Regions from separate parts of the Homo sapiens genome. Here region 1 is linked to region 2. The links are chromatin loops, found by intact Hi-C in ENCODE. Cell type or tissue: psoas muscle. All regions are shown on one strand.

Region 1 (2,500 bases), 60 kb before region 2:
TCCTGGTCTACTGAGGGTTAATGTAATATACCTTTGTGGACATTCATCCACAGTGGTTGATGGCTAGGCATTCGTTTCAGGCACACATGGACTATTTATGAAAATTAGCCATCTGCTAGGCCATAAAACCTCCACAGATTTCAGAGGACAGCTATCATCAGACCACATTCTGTCACCACAGGCAGTTGTTAGAAGTCATTAACAAAAAACGTAATTAGAAAAAGTCCCCTACATTGGGAAATTTAAGATAACTTCTAAATAACTTACAGCTCAGCAAATGAATCTTAATGGAAATTAGAAAGCATTCAGAACTAAATGCTAACAAAAAATACTTTAAAAATTGTATAAGATAGCTAAGGTTGGACTTCAGGAAAGAAAAAAGGCTGAAAATGAATAAACTAAGCATGTACCTTAAGTGAAAAAATAACTGCAGAATAACCCAAATAGGGTAGATGAAAGGAAATGAAGTGAGCATAAACTAATGACATGGAAAACACATTAAGTAGTAAGGATAATAGAGCCTAGAGCTGCTTCTTTGAAAAGCCAAATAGTCAGACTTTTGGCAAGATTAATTGTGAGTGAGGGAAAAAATACACAATATTCAGATTGGAAAAGGGAGCCATAGATATAAATTCCACAGAGATTAAACTGGTAAGATAATGTTAAGAATGTGCAATAAAGTCAAGATTTTAGGTGGAATAGATAAATTACTAGAAAATAAAAATTAACCAAAACTGACTTAAGAAATAGAAAACTAGTAATACCAGAGCAATGTGGAAATTGAAGCATCAGTTAAAGATCTTTCCACACAGAAAGCACCGGGCCACAATGACTTCAGAAGAATGTTACATTTACACCTAAGCATTCATGGAGCAGATAATTCCAGTCTTTATATACTCTTTGAGAAAATAGAAAAAGAGAGTCTTTTCCAGCTCATTTTATGAAGCTAGGGTACCCCTGACAACCACCACGTAAGAGCAGCGGGAAAGAAAAACAGACTAGTTTCCTGGTCCTAGTTGGAGATATTCCAGGACTCAGGAGAATCCCCGCTTTATCCAGATTTGCTTGCAGGTTAAGATGTGGATTTAGCCACATGGAAATCATTGGTTATCTTGACCTGATTATTTGGCTTTATTGGAGAGAATAAAAGCCTGTTTGGAGTGGGATCAAGAGACCAGGGTGTTCGAATTGGCACCACATGTACAAAAATTGGAACGATTGAAATCATGACTTTAATCACTGCGTAATAACCCCCTACAATTTTGTGAAGCATTTCATCTTTTACTTCTGAGAAAAATGCAACTTAAAATTACCATTTCTCATTCACTAGATTGCCACAATTTAATAAGTGTATTAGGGTTCTCCAGATAAATAGTATCAATAGAAATATAAAAGATTTATTGTGAGGAATTGGCTCACGGGATTATGGAACTGAAATGTCCCACAGTCTACATCTGCAAGCTGGAGACCCAGGAAAGCTGGTGGTGTAATTCAGTCTGCGTCCAAAGGCCTGAGATTCATGGGAGCCAGTGTAAATCTAGTCCAAGGGCAGGGGAAGATGAGATGAGATGTCCCAACTCTAGCAGTGGGGCGGAAAATAGAGGCCAGTTCCTTCCTCCTTCACCTTTTGTTCTATTGAGGCCCTCAGGGAATTGGATGATGGCTACCCACATGGGAAGGGCTGCTTCTTTGCAGTTCACGAATTCAAATGCTAGTCATCCAGAAGGACCCTTACTGACGTACCAAGAAACTGTATTTTATCTGGGCACCCTGTGGCCCAGACAAGTAGACACATAAAGTGAGTCATCACAGCAAGTATGACAATGCCGTGTACTGGAGGCAGTGTGTGGATGTGCAGCCACTTTGCATTCCATATGACCTGGCAACTGACTTCTGACTGATGTGACTTAAAAACAGAGATCCCCTGGCTGGGGCTGGGATGTTTCTAGGCCTCAGGAGGTGCACACATCTGTCTAATACATAAAGGGTCTGTCTAATACATAACGTGTACCCTGTCATAAAACTCTTCAGGCTGAACTGGAGGTTCCAGTTCTCTTTCTCTTCATAGTTGCCTCTTCCACAATGGAAAGTTATTCCTGATCTTTGCTTTGTTGCTACAGGGAGGGGAAAAAAGCCTATGAATTGCCAAAAAAGAGGCCTTTAAAATATTAATGTTGAGAATTTCAGCTGAGATTCTTATTCTGGCAGTTTCTGGTTCTTTGCTTTCAACATAGTTTGAAGACAGTTTACTAGAATTGTTGGGAACTTGTTAGATGTTTCTTGATTACGATGTGATTTTTTCACCAGAGTGCTAAAGGAATGACATTGCTGTAGTAAACATCTTCCTTGTTTATGTGAAAAGGTTTTCTCAGCATGAGTAAAATTGATGGTAAATCCTGCCTCACTCTAGCAGTAAATAATACTCATTCATGAATATATGAAATAATGAGAGGAGGGAAGGTAGTCCCATCTATCTCATTGTGATGCATGTCTAATAAAA
Region 2 (2,500 bases):
ATGTACCCCATTAGCTTATGGGGTACGTAAAGGAAATTTGTATTTGATATTGGCTCTGGTTATTACTTTTGTCCTTCCATGGACAATCACTTAAAACCTTTAATGCATGAAGCTGTATTTTAGAAAGCTATTTTGGTACTAGTCTCAAAGGATAGATTGCTCTATCTTTCCCACCCTAATGAAACTAGGTCACTGGCATTTGGCACATCTCCATGATGTGAGATTTGATGTTCAGATGTGCTGTCTAGAAATGATAATGCATTGTCAGCAAGACCACTTTTCATTTCATCAACATAATTTCCACTGCCCTGGAATCAATTTATTCCTTGACCTGTTAATAATTACACTTGATCACTAGCATTTCAGTGGCAGAGAAAGCCTCTGGAAATGGCCATAGTCATCCTTTTGGGTGATAAGTTATGGGATTTCTGTTCGGCTTGGAGATTTGGCCTGTTGAAGTGGTTGACATTTTATGAAAACAAAGGAGCAAACTTTTACCTGATGCCGTGTTAAGATTCACTCTGTCAAGTGGTTGAGAACACTTATTTAATTATCTAACTGTACTTTTGCATTACCTTTTTTTATGGCCAACTTTAAACATGCCTAGGGAAGTTCCCGTTCTATTCCCAGCCAGAAGCAAGTGTTTGAAAAATGAGAAATCACCATAGAGCTCCTCTAAGATTAATTTTTCACAGGTCCAAGAATGCCTAATATTTAAAATGAGCTACTTTGAAATCAGTCATGTATCACATCAGTGTTTCAAAAAGAGATTGAGAAAATATGGGCTGTTACAAAACCACTAACCTCACCTGTTGCTCCGTGGTGATTTGGAGCCCTGGAGCAGGGCTGCCTGGATCTGAAACTTTGCTCTGTGGCCTTTTGGGAAAGTGACTTGCCTCTCTGTGTTTCTGTCCTAATCCTTAAGTGCAAGAGTGGTCATGCATATTTTATAGTGGCATTGGGAGGATGACAGGAATGAATACATGTAGAAGGCTTTGAAAGGGTTCTGGTAGATCACCACCCAGTGTGTGTTGTACTAGTCATCATTGTTACTGTAACTTAATGTGTTTTAGTGTTAATGGATGTCCTTTTTTCTCTTTTGCTATCCCAGCCCCTTCCTTGCCTAATTGTTACTCTCTTCTGTGTGGTTAGGAGCAACTAGTTCAGTTTAATTTCCCTTAGAGAGCAAGTTTCAGATATAGCATCATTTTGAACTACTAAGGAAGTTTAATTCTCCTAGGATTGGTCATATAGCCTTCTTTAGCAAAATTGAACAGGAACCTTAGGTGAAGCTTGGTTAGCCAGGTTTATGGATCTGGGGCCTTTTCTATGCTTTAATTTTATATATTTGACTGTTTAGTAGATGTTTATCTTCCTTATCTGAAGTTCACTTTCATCTTGTTGTTGTTAACCTACATAAAGATTTATTTAATGTGGATTAAGTCCTCTGTTATTTAGAAATATAAATTGAGTTGCCAATCTGATATTTACTTTCTCAATTTTTATACACTTGACTTTGCAGTTATACATTTTTTGCTAATTATTCATAAGGCTTACAACTACTACTAGTAATTCAACAGAAAATAAGTACTGTATTGTAAAATCCTAAAGGATTTGAGTTTTTAATTCAAGTATATTAAGAACACATCCTTAGGTATTGAAATAAGAACCTTATAACATCCTGTCATCTTCCAGTTTGCAGTTTCACCTCTTTGCTAGTGCTGATGAGGTCATTGATGTGTCATCATAACACTCTGAGTGCCAGTAGGGAAGGAACTGTTTCATTTGATTGACTACTGTATTAACAGTATCTAGCCCATTGCTCATTACATGATAGGTGCTTAGTAAATATTTGTTAAATGAAATAAAATGATTTTCTCTATATTTTGTATTTTCTAGGATTTTTAGGAGGCATACCCAGAAAATAGGCTTATATATTTTTTTTGGATTTGTTTCTGCTAATAATCAGTATGCTTTGCACGTTTGTATTCTGTTTCCATTTCTTTTGTTGCTGTAGTTTGCTTTTCAATAGGCACAGTTTCAGTACCTGTTTCCCTGCCCTACATAACACCTTGAGAGAGACCTTCTCTTGTGTGCCCGTTATTTTTAATCCTTAGACTCAAAAGAACAGATTGTCTTTCTTAAATTCAAATATACCTGGTCAGCCCTTTTCCACCTCTGAGAAGAGAGAAAAGAAAGTATATTAAGATTCTGGAATTATTTGTGTTTTATGGCTGTGCAGAATTAAAGTGGCAAAAATTGTTCGTCAAAGAGCTCAGATCCTTTTAAGATGCAAACCACTGAATTTGTTTGTCAGTGATTGCTCTGGAACTGGAGGTATCCCCCTGCCAATGCCTGGTTTGGGGGCCACTGTGTAATTATTTTTTACTGATTTGCCTCATGAATGTACACATATGCATGTTATTTTTGATGCCTTAAAAACATCTGTTATAAAGACAGAGGGTTTTAAATACTTCAATTTGGTACCTTTATTTTGAGC

Evidence for each region. Hi-C counts contacts between places; a loop is a spot of excess contacts. Peaks named below come from ENCODE experiments on the same cell type or tissue, not always from the same donor. Only the 100,000 strongest peaks of a DNase experiment are listed, where the experiment ranks them.
Region 1: it touches region 2 in a loop (2.4-fold over the local background); 2 of 110 quality-filtered maps call a loop at or near these places.

Annotation. Positions count from the first base shown.
Region 1 is chr9:91,333,523-91,336,022 of GRCh38, reverse strand. All of the region lies in intron 3 of AUH (AU RNA binding methylglutaconyl-CoA hydratase), which reads left to right. Among named protein-coding and RNA genes, the nearest start is that of AUH, 27 kb to the left of the region's middle. In psoas muscle, no CTCF peak of the experiment used is centred here; no DNase peak of the experiment used is centred here.
Region 2 is chr9:91,273,604-91,276,103 of GRCh38, reverse strand. The region is part of intron 6 of AUH (AU RNA binding methylglutaconyl-CoA hydratase); the gene reads left to right. Among named protein-coding and RNA genes, the nearest start is that of AUH, 87 kb to the left of the region's middle. In psoas muscle, no CTCF peak of the experiment used is centred here; no DNase peak of the experiment used is centred here; H3K27ac peaks cover 326 bases.